Regions from separate parts of the Mus musculus genome. Here region 2 is linked to region 1. The links are chromatin loops, found by intact Hi-C in ENCODE. Cell type or tissue: gastrocnemius. All regions are shown on one strand. Each heading gives the region's core, and the rest is flanking DNA. Links, peaks and the distances in the headings are about the cores only.

Evidence for each region. Hi-C counts contacts between places; a loop is a spot of excess contacts. Peaks named below come from ENCODE experiments on the same cell type or tissue, not always from the same donor. Only the 100,000 strongest peaks of a DNase experiment are listed, where the experiment ranks them.
Region 2: it touches region 1 in a loop (5-fold over the local background); 9 of 42 quality-filtered maps call a loop at or near these places.

Annotation. Positions count from the first base shown.
Region 1 is chr9:101,178,119-101,185,690 of GRCm38, forward strand. Ppp2r3a (protein phosphatase 2, regulatory subunit B'', alpha) reads right to left here. Exons shown (of 14, transcript NM_001161362.3): 5 at 2,217-2,319. Among named protein-coding and RNA genes, the nearest start is that of Gm24338, 41 kb to the right of the region's middle. In gastrocnemius, for the core only: a CTCF peak has its summit at 4,001 (motif pointing right); DNase peaks (open chromatin) are centred at 2,289 and 4,022; H3K27ac peaks cover 1,586 bases.
Region 2 is chr9:101,395,588-101,403,159 of GRCm38, forward strand. No RefSeq gene overlaps it. Among named protein-coding and RNA genes, the nearest start is that of Gm24638, 6.3 kb to the left of the region's middle. In gastrocnemius, for the core only: a CTCF peak has its summit at 3,466 (motif pointing left); no DNase peak of the experiment used is centred there.

The DNA of each region.
Region 1 (7,572 bases), core at 1,659-6,658:
TACATGGTTATTGATCATAGTTAGTGTATTTCCAATTCAACTCTTGAACACACTCCTATTTAAATTTGCATCCTTGTTAAACATCTTTGCCAGTCTTATTAGTGACAAAGATAGCAGGATCTGTGGAGCTTGCTGGCTAGTAGCTGAGCTCAGGTTTAATGAGAGATCCTGTCTGAAAGGAATAAGTAAGGTGGGGAGTGTTTGAGGCAGGATGTCTTTCTCAAGCTTCAGTGAATACAGAGTATACATACAACACACATGCAGACATGGAGACACGCACATCTGCACACACAAACACACACTTAAAAGGATAGATTTTGGGACTGAATCATTTTACAGAAAAAGCTAAAAACCTCTGGATTTGAAAGATCTTCTGGCCATGGATTGCTGTTAGTTCAGTAATGACCCCCAGTTTCAGATCTGGGGCACAGCTCCATGCTGAGGGAACCTTAGGAAAATTAATATTTTCTTCCAGACTGGCAAATAAGGGCTAATATAAAAAACTCAAGTAAGTGACAGAAAATAAAAACTTCTTTAAAAAAATTTGGATTTATTTTATGCATATAAGTGTTTTGCCTGCATGTTTATCTGTGCACCACATGCCTGGTGAACACAGAGGCCACAAGAGGATGGTAAAGCTGCCATGTGGATGTTGGTAATAGAATCTGAGTTCTCTGCAAGAGCAACTTTGCTTTTAACCATTGGGCCAATGCTCCATCTCAAAACACACAGTTCTGAGATTTATTCATAAAGATCTGAGACATATCTTTTCTACATGTAGAAAACATATTTGAAAACAACAGGTTTTAACATTGCTGAAGCAGAAAAGAAAAAATGAGAAGTGTCCTGTTGTTTTCATTTATTTGGTTCCATCAGTGCAAATTGTCCCAAACAATTGTGTTCCCTGGATGAGTAAATAGAGAGCTATGGAGATAGCATAAATCACTAATCTCCCTGAAATCCGGGGTAGTAATAAGGCCTACTGCCCTTAACTTAAATGATTCCTAGGCTGGAAAGCTCTGATACGCAGGCTTTGTGTCTTGTTTTTCTCGCCTACACATGCTTTCTTTTTACTGTGCTCCTGCCTACCTTTATGGGCTAGTGGCAACTGTCCTTGCAAACCTCAGTATAATTGATTCAAGTTTCCATTCTCTTATTTCATCATTCATCCACTGGTTTCTTGAGACAGCTCTTGGTATTTTAATAGTGTAGGTTATATCCTCTTGCTGTCTCCAGTGCTAGGATTACAGGCAGGCACGAGCAAGCACCATCATGCACAGCTCTTTTTCCTATTCTAATCTTCTGTTACAAATAGATCTTAGTGGGAAATCAGAGAGCCATTTAGATATGTGCGTAAACCAAAGAGTCAGGATTCACCGAACTCCCAGACTACAGAGTTCGTGACAGTTATTCTGATTATTTCATAGCCTTTTCTTGTTTCTGACCAGATTCTTTAAAGATTTCCATACAACATTATTTTGATTATATTCTTTCTCAACTTTGATCCTCAACTTTGTTTTTCTCATTCTTAGAAACAAACAACAAGAAAACATCCCGTCCTGGTCCCCCTACCCCCCTCGCAACCTAGTTCATTTTATGTTGGCCAACTCTTCCAAACTCTTCCAATGAGGTTTGCCCTGGAGAACTGTTGATACACCCAGGATCACTCCATTAAGAAAACTGATTTTATCTCTTCCAAATACTATCAGTTCCTGCTAGGTTCTTAACGATGGCTGATGTTAAATTCTACAGTTTCCTGAGATGCTCCATGCTTACCGCGACTGGCTAGGGAGGAGGCTGGATACAGTGGAAACAGCCCTGCTTTGTCCATTTTATACTGAGTTTTGTTTTAGATTCCATCTAACAAGATTTTTTTACTACTAAAACAATTTGAAAACCATTCTTAACAATCTGGCTTCTAGATGTATGTAGCTCAGTTGCATAGTTACACTTTAAAATGAAAAATTATAGTTATACTTTACAAGTATAGATATACTTTAAAATGAAAAAAAATCACCATAAGGTATATGGTGGTATATACCTTAATCCTAGCATTTGGGATTAAGAGTTTGATGTTAGCACTGGCTATACAGTAAGACGCCGTTATTAACAAACAAAAAATTTCAGAAACAACCAGCCAAAGAAACAAACAAAAAACCCCCTTTCATACTCCAAAAATAAATTCCATTTTTAAAAGGTACAAAAAAAAATATCACCTGAAGTAAAGGGATAAAATCCTCTTGTTCTAGATAGCTGCAGCTGGGCTTTGCCAGAAGCCAGATGAACTTGGCAGCATCGTCATGACGGTTACTTAGCAACCTACAAAAGAAACACTGGTTAGGAAGATCTGGTGCTCAGAACATACAATGACTACACACTTACAGGCTGGTAATTTTAGGCTGACTTGGGTGCTATTTAGATTAAGAATCAAATGTTCTTTGTCTTTTCATTTTCAGTGCTGGGAATTAAAGGGTAAGCTTTGTGCAAGTCCCCTACTACTGTTACCCCTGACCATGGCTTCCATGCTTCTGGTTTTTGTCAAAGGAGTGTCAATTACAGGATGGTGAACTTTTCTTCTGGGATGTTTTTGAGACCGAGACCATGGGGTGAAACTAACTGATAAAGGTAAATGTGTTATTAGGGAGAAGGCTCATTCAGTTAAGCCTCACGGGGCTTTAAACTCTGACTTTTAAAGAACAAGCTTCGGGACGAAGCCCTCTGTCACGTGTTCTGACTTTCTAGAATTCCTCACCTCCAACCATAGTTCCATAGACCCTGACAGAAAAGTCAAAGCACTGAAAAAGCAAAACAACTACTTTTTCCTGGACTTTGTTTTTTATGTTTGTTAGTTTTTGTAAAAATGGTGGTGCTAAGCCAGGCAGAGGTGGCACATGACTTTAATGCCAACACTTGGGAGGCAGAACTAGGGCAATCTTGGTGAGTTTGAGGCCAGCCTGGACTACAGAACTAGTTCCAGGACAGCTAGTTCCAGGACAGAAACCGTGTCTTGAAAACAAAACCCAGAACAATAACAATAGGGAAAAGGGTGCTACTCAGACTTTGTTTTCTGGGTTTGAAACTTTGGGGTCATTTAATTTTTTCTTATCATCTATATCTAATTATTAACTCCAGATTTTCTGATTTTCCTTCATTAATCAAATTGATTATTGAATGCAAACTGTATGTCAGGTATTTTATCTGGCCTTGAATGGGTTTGGATAAAAGAAAATGAGATAGTTTTATTCCCTATAAGGAATGTACAGTTCAGTGTTTGGTTTCCAACAGAATCATACGACTGTGGAACCACTGCGGTATTGAGTAATGAGTACAGCTGTCATGAAAGCACAGAGCAGGCCCGTGAGATTTCCAGCAGAGAAAAATAGGAAAGAAAGAAGTGTTGTGGTGAGGAGGGCCGCATGCACAGATGCCTGGTGAGAGAGTCATTACAGCGTCTGGGCAACACCCAGTGCAGAGCTCGTAAGAGGAGGGGAGAATTTAAGGTGCTTGTTCTAAATCCAGCCCAAAGGCACTCTGACAGCAGGGAAATGATTTCCTTATGCTTAGGACTTCACTATTCAACTTCAAATTCTATACAGCTCTCACTAACAGAGTAAGCCAGGATGCATGTGTCTATGTCAAAATATTGTAATTCTATATTATCACCTTCTAGTTATTCTTTGTGCTTGAATACTTTTTGGTCTTAAAATATGGTATCTTATATTGCAGCCCACACTATGCAGGAATTCATAGCAATCTTCTTACATCAGCTTTCAAAGTGCGGGGATTACAGGCATGAACCCTTATGCTTGGCTTAAACATTTTATATAAAATACTCAAACTGCTTGCTATGAAGGGTGAAAATCACAAAAAACTTCAAAAACTCAAATCCCATTCCTAGGGATGGTAACTCAAACCATCATTCACTCACTCAGTGTTCCTAAATACTCACCCTTGAGCCTGCCTTACAGAATCTGACTTTTAAATGGCATTTAAGAGGAGGTCCCACTAGAGGGCGCCCACACCATTTTAGTAACTGACAGTGTACACTCATTCAGTAGGACTTTCCCACCGAGGGATTGGAATGCTGCTGGTGCCCTGTAACTCCCTTGGTGAGCAGTTTCTGCAGACTTGCCCATCATGACTTTCTGTTCCTTTACTCTTCTGCAGAAGTTGCTTTCCCTCAGAGATGGCAGCTCATTTCAATGGATGGATGTGACTGCGGGGGCCATTACTGCTGTGCTGCTCTGTCTACCCTCTCAGAGACAGTCTCAATTAAAAGCTGGCTGCGACTTTCCCAGTAAACATGTAAATCTAACTAGACACAAGTTGTGCTTTGCTATAGTCAGCCTCCGTTACTCATGCTGTCCTGGAATATTAAAAATATAATATCAACAGATTCTGTTTAGATATGATATCTCTTCTGCTAGACTGTTTCCTATTTATTTTTAATCTCCAGTTTGTTTACAGTTTGCTCTTAATCAACACTCACATCTTGCCTTTTTCCTAGACTGCTAGGTAGTTTTTGGCTAACAATACTGAGCTCACTGACTAAAGAGGCCTCTGACAAGGGCCATGTGGGTTATTTAACCCTTTACATTCTAGTTCATGTTACAGATGAGGACTTCTCAGGGCCAGGCATCTACCTGGATAGATAGTTGAAAGAAGAAAGGAAGAGAGTTGAAGAAGCCCAATCATCTATAAATTTAAATTCTTAAATCTTACTACTGGTTTTTACTGGTTTTATATTCTAATTAAACCCAAAATTCTCAGTTCAAATTCTGATTTTGCTACTGGGAAAGGAGTAGACGAAGCTGAGTTCTCTGTGATGTTTGTCTGTTTTTATGAAAGTCTGTCTATAGCCCTGGCTGGCCTGGGACGTGTTATGTAGACTGTGATGGGGGTTCCTACTATTCAGGCCTTAGGATCTTTTCCTGTTCCGTGTTCTAGATTTGGAGACTACCAAGGGAGAAGTTGGGAGGCAGGGTAGAAATGATATAAATATAGTACTCATGTATAAAATTCTCAAAATAATTTTATTAAATAAGAAAAAAACCACCCCAAGGGCAAATGCTTTTTCCTCTGTCAGTGCATGCTGCTCATTAGTACTTTTTTTTTGTCTTTCCTTTCTTTGTGCTACTTCTGGTTTTTTGGGGGGGAGGGGTTAGAGACAGGGTTTCTCTGTATAGCCCCGGCTGTCCTGGAACTCACTCTGTAGACCAGGATGGCCTGGAACTCAGAAATTCGCCTGCCTCTGCCTCCCAAGTGCTGGGACTCAAGATGTGCACCACTAGCTTTGAAGAAGTCTCTTACTTTTCCTCTCGCTGTAGTGTTGTCCAGTTGGTGTAGATTCCCCTAAGGCTCTTCAATTCCTTGGTATCTGAACAACTCAGAACCAATCCAGAAATACACTGGGACAATAGGAAGTACTTGTAACCTTTGGCTTGGGTGGAGTTCTGTAAAGAAGTATACTAACTGATAGTGTCTTGCATACCCTTACCACTTCAGTCCTAATACAATAAAGAATGTGATTTACTGTTGGAAATTTTAAGACCAGGAATGCATTTATTAATCATTTGTTTTCAAATATCACAACTAAGATCCTTTGAGGAGTATGAAGGAATTAGAAGGATCCTCTAAGTTTAATTCTACTGATATTATGTGTGTGTTTTAAATAGTAAGTAAATAGTATTTCCATTTTACTAGGAGGAAAGGTATGTAGGCCAGAAAAAGCAAGAAGAATATGTACAAAGAAGGCTTATTAGTTAAAAGGGGAGATTGACTGTGCTGGCTAGACTTATGTTAGACACAGAAACTAGAGTCATCTGAAAGGAGGGAACCTTGATGGAGAAGAGGACTCCACAAGGTCCAGCTGTAAGGCATTTTCCATGTAAGGCCCAGCCCACTGTGGGTGGTTCCATTCCTAGGCTGGTGGTCCTGGGTTCTATCAGAAAGCAGATTGAGCAATCCATGGAGAGCAAGCCAGTAAGGAGTACCCCTCCACGGTCTCTGCATTAGCTCCTGTCCCCAGGTTCCTGCCCTGCTTGAGTTCTTAACTTCCTTCTATGATGAATAGCAGTATGGACCTTTCCTCCCCAAATTGCTTTTTAGTTATGGTGTTTCATCACAGCAGTAGAAACCCTAACTAAGTCACTGGCTCTAAGCTCCTAAATTAGCAGTTCTTAGTCTGTGGGTCAGGACTACTTTGTGTGCTTGTGGAAGTCACATATTAGATATCCTGCATATTAGATATTTATATTATGGTTCATAACAGTAGCAAAATAAGTTATGACATAGCACTGAAATAATTTTATGACTGGAGGTCAACAAAACTCAAAGAACTGTATTCAAAGGTCACAACATTAGAAAGGTTGAGAACCGACTCTCCTATGTAGTGTTTTAAGAAATAACACCTAGGGAACAAAACACAGCTCTGCTGATGGAGTGTTTGCCAGCATGTACAAAGCCTTGGAGTCAGTCCTCAGCCCTGCACCCACCTGGTGTCGTAGTAACACACACCTGTCAAGTCCTCAACGTGAGAAATGGAAGCAGGAAGGTCAGAAGGTCTGAGTCATCACTAGTGAGTATGAGCCCAGCCTGTGTTACATAAGACAGAGGTAGGTAGATCTTTGTGAATCCCAGGCCTGCTTGGTCTACAAAGACGGCTCCATGACAGCCAGGGCAGCTACACAGAGAACCCCCATGTAGAAAAGCCATATATCTATATTCTGTAAGAATGCAAGGATTTTGATAAATCAACTCGATACAATTTTCCATTGGATATTTAAGACTGTATGTATATTTTTCTTTTTAAAATTTATTCTGGAGTGTGTGTGTATGTGTGTTGGGGTGGGGAGGAGAGAACAGTGCACTCACAGGGATGTGCAGGCACAGTGCATGTGTGCTGTGCTGGCCAGAGGACATGCACTTTCTACCTCTTTACAACTCTTTATTCATTTAAAGCAGCATCTGTCACTGAACCTGAAGTTTCCATAAGACTGGGTGGCAAATGAGATCCTGCTATCTCTGTTTCTGTGTCTCATGCTTGGGTTACAGGTACATACAACCATTCCTGGATTTTTATGTGGGTGCTAGGGATTTGAACTTAAGTCCTCATATTTGCACTCTTATCCATAGAATCACCTCTCTAGCCTGCAGGAATGCTTTTCTTGTGATACACATGGTTCTGCCCTTCAAAGAGAATCTTTATTTACTTCTATCATTACTATTGGATTTAAATGCTTACTCTTTACTTTTATAGGTAAAACCAAGAAAAAAAACTGCCAAAAATAGCTATTTAAAAGTATTTCGGCAGATTTGCTTTACTGTTTAAAGATACAGTATTAAAAACTAGAAAAAAATTATGTGTACTGGTGTTCTGTTTGTATGTACCACATGCATGCCTGGTACCTGAGGAGGCAAGAACTAGAGATACAGAAGGCTCAGTCATGTGGATGCTAGGAATCACCCTAAGGTCATTGCCCCTAAGATCAGCAGTGCTATCAACTTCTCAGCCATCTCTCTAGCCCTGTTCTTGAGACAGGGTCTTAGTAGATAGCCCTGGCTAGCCTGGAA
Region 2 (7,572 bases), core at 1,396-6,395, 220 kb after region 1:
TTAATGCAGTTCTCAGACTCACCGTAGAAGCTCCTTTGTGCAGACGATGGTGATTAATGTAGAAATTCATGACTAGAGTCGAGAACAAGAGTCAGCGGAGTGCTCGGCCACAAGTGGAGCATCTATATGATCCACTCCTCTCCAAGATTCAGAGTTCACCCAGAAGAGAGTGTGGGAAGATGATGGGGGTCAGAGAGTAGGGAGGACAGGAGAAAATACAGTGTCTTCTGGGTTTCATTTACAAATTCATAGTAGCTGCGGTTGTGTTTGCTTGTAAAAACCTGCACAAGATTGAGCCAATCAATATTCTATATGAGAGAAGGTTTATAAACCCTGACTCTTAACTGAGGAGCTATGGACAGTTGGTTGCTCCCGGAGGGGGGGGGGAGGGAGTCAGTTTCTTTTAAGATTATGGCTTCTGGTAGGCTGATCATATTCCAGTAGATGACCCTACACCCAGAAATATGTGCAGCCCAAATTATAGTCAATAGGCAATTAAAAAAAAAGAGGACATAAAATTTTGTGGGGTAGAGAGGTAGAAATGGTTCTAAGAAGAGTTGAGGAGAAGTATTTGGGTGAATATGACCACAACAACTGTGTGGAATTCTTAAGGAATTAAAATAAATATTTAAAGATAAAAAATTTTAAAAACTTAAAAAGTATACCTTTCAATATGCATGCATTTGTGTACTTTTTAATAGTTTTTTTTTACTACTGATTTCTAGATTTGTTTCACGATAATATGATAAGATAGAATTTTAAAAATCATTTTGCATTTTTTTTTTTAGGAATTGTTTTTTGTAGTAAAAGGTTACACATTTTAGAGAAGTTTCCATAGGCTTCTTAGAAGAATGTCTATTTCATATTTGTTTCTTGTTTAGTTTAGTTGATGTATGATGCGATCTAAGCCTGGAATTTCTTTGTTGTTTCTATTCTGCATGACCTATCTATTGAGGAGGGTATGTTACTTAAACCTTCTGCTTATTATTGCATTAGGACCTATCTGTCTTTTTTATAATCAGTAGTGTTTGTTTCCTGGAATTAGGACTCTTAATGTTTGATGCACATGCATTTACAATTGTTGCATCTTCTTCATTTGTTGTTCCTTTTATTAATATTTAGTGGGTTTTATGACTTGAAGTCTAGTTTATCAGACACAATAACTGTTCTGTTAGGTTGTTTTAAGCTACCATTTGCTTGATGTATTGACCTCTATCTTTTTACTTTTAGTGTTTATATGTCTTTTCCAGTTAAGGTGTTTATACGTATGTGTATGTATGTGCTTGTGTGTGTACATATTTGTGCTTGTGTGTGAATGTACATGTGTGTGTGTGCATGCACATATCTGCATATGTGTAGAGATTAAAAGTTAGTGCCAGGTGTTTTCCTCAATCACTTTTCTCCTTTTTTTAAAGACAGAATCTCACTGAACCTGGAGTGCATTGATTTGAATATATTGGTTGACCAACAAGTCCCAGGCAAGGCATCTTCATGTGTCTGATGACCCAGTTCTGGAATTGCATTGCCTACTAAGACCATGAAATGAAACAAAACAATAGTAAAAGCTCCAAGGAAAGACCATAAACTCATAAACAAACCTATGAAAATAACATCAGACCACTCAACCTAAACTATTAAAGCCAGGAACACATATAATGATATACTCCAGGCCCTGAAAATAGTTTGTACTACCGCACCTGGCTTTTTACAGTGGCGCTGGGGATCAAACTCTGATTCTCCCACTAGTGTGACAGGCACTTTACTCACTAAGCTGCTCTGCCAGCCCCCCCACCCCCCGGAGTGTGTTTCTTGGAGACAGAAATTAGTTGGATGCTGTTTTTAATTCAGTCAGGCAGTCTATGTCCTTTTAATTAGAAAGGTAAGGCTACTTAGAGCTAAGGTTATGACTTATAGAGATTTACTGATTCTTGTAATTTTTAGGCTGTTTTCTAATCATCCGAATTATTGTTTGTTATCTTTCTCTCTATTCATATTAAGGATTTTGTGCTTTACTGAGCTGGACATAATTGATTCTTTTCAGTTTATTTTTGTATTTCTATTTTCATGAAATGTATCCCTTTGTCCCCACTTAATATTGAGACATTTCCCCTATTCTTTATGTAGAATTCGATTAAGGATCTTCTACAATGTTGAATTAGTGTTAATGAATTACTCTAGTCTTTGTCTTGAAATGCCTTTATTTCTCTGTCAATTTCAAAGGATAAATTTGCAGACTCGAGTAATCTTGGTTGGCAATTATTTTCAGGGCTTGAAGTAGACATTATATGTGTTCCTGGCTTTAATAGTTTCTGTTGAGTGGTTTGGTATTATGTTGATAGGGTTGTTTATGAGTTTATCGTCTTCTCTTGAAGCTCTTAATATTGTCTCTTCATTTTGTGGACCCAGTATTTTGACTGGTGAATTGGCAAAAAGATCTTTTCTGATCATGTCTGTTTGGCATTCTAAATAGCAATTGTGTCTGAGTGTCCATTCATTGCCAAGATTTTGGAAATTTTCTGCCGTAATTTTGCTGAAATAGGGTTTTTCTATTTACTTACATACTTATATCTCAGCTCCTTCTTTGTCCCCATGGATTCTTAGGTTTAATTTCTTGATCATTTCCTAGAAGTTGTGGACATTCTGATTTTGTTTGTTTATTTATGTCTGAACCTAACATTTCCTTGACTTTGTTTTCAACTTTCTTGCCTTTTCTGCTTGGTTTAGTCCATTAGCAATATTTTCACTGCATACTATTTAATTTATTGGGTTCTTCATGTCTTAGCTTTTTTATTTGTCAATCCTTGTACACATTGTTTCTTGTCTGATTTATCATCAGTGTCTCTGTTCTCTAGGTATTTCTTCATTCATCTGATTGTTTGTATCAGTTTTGAAGTCATTGATCATGTATACAAGTAACAAAACATTGTAAAAGCAATACTATCAAACTAAAACAGATACAGAAATATACTTTAAGTTAATTAAAGACAAGTGAGTTACCATCAAAGACCATAGAGTAGAATATAGCAAGATAATATAGGGTGAGTGATGAAGTTAAAAATTCCTAAGGATACAACCTGGATAACAACAATAGTAGAATGGAATGAAGGATGATAGTGTGGAAAAGGAAGGAAGGAAGAAGCATTTAGAAGAAAATTCAAAGAACAGCAAGCAAAAGACAGAAGAATGTTTGCAGAGAGACAAAAACGTCAACTAAAATGGAAGGAGAAGAGAGCAGAAGAGAAAAAACATCAAGAGAAAAAAACCTGACATGACAATAATCAAAAATGTATAAGCAAAATCCGTCAAACTTCAGGAGAATTTAGAATATTTACACTGCTTCTAAGTATAAACATAGTAGCAAGAGTGTAGTAGAAGGGGACTAAGGGGGGAAACTCAAGGAACAAAAGAAAACAAGCAAACAACAAACACACAAAAACAATGTATCAATGGCACAGGTTCCTCTAACGGTGGACACTGCCCTCTGCAGGGGTTGGTCAGGGTTTCCCTTGTTTCTGACTTCTATCAGCATTATAGACTATTCTTGCTCACTCCAGATTCTCCCTGGTTTATACATCTTGGGATGATGTTCCAAGGAGTATATCCTGAATATCCTGGGGTACGGGAGAGACAGGTGGAACACTGAGATATGTTTGTGGGTGACTGTCCCAGTGCTTTGTAGGTTGGCTTAGTAATAAACAGCCTTGATAGAAAAGGCTATAAGGGTATTTGCTCTATATGAGTTGAGAATTCTCAAGTCTGTAAGTGAAAGACTGTCCAGCAGAGAAATAGCTGTGTTTTGTTACCCACTGAAACCAAGATGTTTTGTAGGTCACCACAGCAACTCTGCTTCATGGTGGCTGATGACTGCGTCTCAATGAGAGGTTCAACAGTGACTTGGACATGTTTTATATCCCATGTTTCCTAGTAGATCTGGTTTTGTTCAAGTACCCAGTTATCAGGTACTGGGGTTCACCTTGGTCCCGATAGATAAATCTTCATTATTACAAATCAGCCATGTTAATTACATTTCTCCGCCCCCCTCCCTTTCCCAGTGGTTATTTTTAGAAAGAAGCACACAATGGTATTCTTGGCCAGTGAGATAAAAGCACAGTCTCTTTGTTATGGCATAGGCTTCTGGGATTGGTTTTTAACTTTTAAAGAGACACAAGAAGAAGGTAGGCCCTTTTGCACTGCTGTGTGAGGCTAAGATGGCTGGAGCTGCTGCATCCATCTTACCACCATGAGGGTTCAAAAGTAAGACAAGGGGCGATATGCTTTGAATGGTGGAGCTGGGCGACAGATGGGAAGAACTTGGATCCTGTATGATTTGATTGGAGTGTGCCCCAGTTCAAAGCCTCCTATGAAACAGTATCCCTAGGCCTTTTTAATTGATGGAGGCCAGGGTGTTCTGTAGGACACAATAGCAGCCCTTTGTCACAATGGAAGCCATCTTCACTTGTCTATCTGCCTGGTTCTCTGATGGGAGGGAGGGGGGCAGGGTCAGACCCTGCAGGTGTTTTTTTGGTTGACATCATACATCTATGAGAAGGAGCAAAGATTGCACGTTAAGGATGGGAAGACCTCCAGAAACTTTATTGCGCAGAACCTTTTGCTTTTTATTCCTCAAGCTGGAGAAACAAGAAAATAAACCCCCATGTATTTAATCTCTTTTCTTCCCTAGTCCTTGCATCTCTATATATCTCAAACATGATAATTTTATGAGCAACCAAGTTATACATAATACATTTTATGTTCTTAAATGCATCAACTGATCTTAGATCTTTAAAGGATGCTAGAAAACAAGAACAAAGAGTGCCCAATTTGTAAATTAATTTGGGAGTATAAATCTTTTTTTTTTTCTTAAGTGGATTGCTTGAACTCAGAGTGCCTTTTTTCCCACCAGAAGCAATAATAGCTGGGTTCAAAGTGTTGCCCACAAAAAAAAATCTATATAACCTACAATGTGCTACTGCCTCGTTCTTTAATAACTGTACTAACGAAGTGTTGGCAGTGCATGCCCTGAGCAGACTCTCTATTTTGGTCTTTGTGTTATGTCAATGTTTTAATTCTCAGAAGAACTTCCTATCAAAGGAAACCAGAGCTCAGATATGTTGAGTAACTCATTCAAGGGCACACAGCATGTGTATAGTAAAACCAGGACCCTCAGGCCTCCCTGGCCTCAGATTTGGTTGTTTTCACACTCACTCTGTCCTCTTGATGGGTCACAGTTACCATCTTCATTAAGGTTTCTAACAAAAAGCATTCTTAATTCTGTTTGCTATGCCAAGAGCACATCTCAGCCATATGTTTTTTCTCAGTAGATTTTGGAGAGAGAAAGCATGAGAGAGAGAGAGAGAGAGAGAGAGAGAGAGAGAGAGAGAGAGAGAGAGAGAGAAGAAGGAGGAGGAGGAGGAGGAGGAGGAGGAAGGGGGAGGGGGAGGGGAAGGGGAGGAGAAGAGGAAAGGGCAGGAGAAGGGGGAGCGGGAGGGGGAGGAGGAGAGGAAGAGGGAGAGGGAACTCTTTGGTACTCCATACTGTTATTCCTAGACAACTTGTACCCAGCCCTGGCGTTTGCATGCCTTGGCACCCCCCCCCCGCTCCCCTCCCCCCCCCGCAATCTTATTGGATAGCTGATTTTATTTTGCTGCTTTACAGCCCAAACCATTGAAATAGAGTTGAGGAAAGGGCTCTGCAATTTTTCAAATCTCATTTTGGATCAGAATTTAACTTTGTCAACATTCAATAAAATGTGGTTTAAAAACAATGAGATTTCTGATGGGTCCTCATCCTCCGGATTGGCAGCGCTCACTAGGTGCAGATCATCAGGAACTTCTTTATGCCTCATGTCATCCACCCCTCCCAGCTCCTTCCTCTGCCTTGAGATCGAACCTTCTTTCCCCATCAGGTTACTACTCCCTCGCTTCCTCTGAAAATGTTGACAGCATGTAGACGCTGTCAAGCTGCCTAAAGCCTCCCGCTGGCCTTTATCATACCAGTGTGCAGCTGTGGCTTCTCTTACTCAGAAAGAGCCTCTAGTCCGGATTTTGTAGTTTCCTTTGATAGCACTTTCGGCACCCTCTCTTTCTTCAAAAGCAAGCCCCAATTCCTCCTGCTGCCTGGCAACTCTTTTACTATGCATCCTTTACTGCTAGGAGGAGTATCTTAAGGCTATCCTTCCTGTCTTTGGTTATGATTAATATTACATCGAGGTCTCACCCGTGCCGTAGTAATTACATGTAGTTGGTGCAGTCGTTCGGACCTGGTCTTATGTTTGTTTTCCTTTCATATCTTAGAATCCATCCCTGACTTCACTGCACACTCAAAGGGTACAGGCAGGTTTACCAGTGGAACCCTTTAACCCAAGAAGGTGTTGGTTGCTGATTGGCTGAGAGGAGGAGCTTCCATAGGTACTGATTGCTGATTGGCTGAGAGGAGGAGCTTCCATCCTTGACTCTCACTCTGTCATTTCTACAGATCATTGGAAATTGGCTTTTTAAAAGTGGAAGTAACATGAAAAACAAAAGAGGAAGATGTTATCAACATGATTGGCACTGACAATATATGCAACCTAATGAACACTTGGCTAAGAAATTACTCAGGGTTCTTAGGAACAAATGATTTAAAGTTATTGCCAAAACAAGTGAAAAGTGTTCCCTTCGGGAGCTGAGCATCCGTGGTCTCCACAGACCTTTACTGCCATTAGTTGATTAATTAATTCATTAACACTCATAGAGTACAGGGTATTGACTCCATATGGCACTGTGCAGGCAGTTGGATTTCTTTAGAAAATTTCTCATAGACGAAAGCACAGAAATAGTAAATAATTAAGCTCTGAGCGGCTTGGCTGTGATCTTTTATTGATCAAGGCAAAGATTTGAGAGCAGGAAGGCTTCAGGCGCTCTCTCCAACCTGACTCTATTTGCCCCGTGATGACATGTTACCGTGAGACACTTGTTCTTATTAGAAAGCCTTTAAGGGAGAAAACAAGCGGGCAACATGTTTATGGTCAGAGTTACTCCTGTCCAAGGTTAATCGCCCCTGCCATGAAGACTGAGCATTTCCTGGTGGGTTCCCAGGAGGTCATAGAAGTGAGATGACAGCCGCGTTGCCTGCCTCCTTCTCAGCTCTGCTTTCCTTAAGCTTCTCCCACCCCCTAATAAAGCTATTAGGCCAATGACTTATGACCGTTCAGCTCTGTGAGACCTCCAGGGAGTGAAGGTGGGGGCCAAACAGAAGTGCTCGAGCACGGATCAATGACCAAGAAAGTGGCTGGAGCTTTTCTGCCAGGTGGGAATTTTGTTGCTTCCCTCCAAGGGCACCAAATTGGTTGCCCCGGCTCTAGATTGTGCTCAGCACTTTACTACAGTTCTTATCCTCTGGGTCTACAAAGGGATCCAATGGGAGGGAGACAGGGAAGGGAGGATAGAAGAGGATGGACAGCTGTCTCCCGTGCTAAGCCTTCCCCAGCCTCATCCTGCTACAGCTCACATTGCTCCTGCCTGGTCCTCAGTCACAGCCCTCCCTCTTCTCAGCAAAGCTTCTTGAAGGAATGAGCTCCACTCACAATGTTCA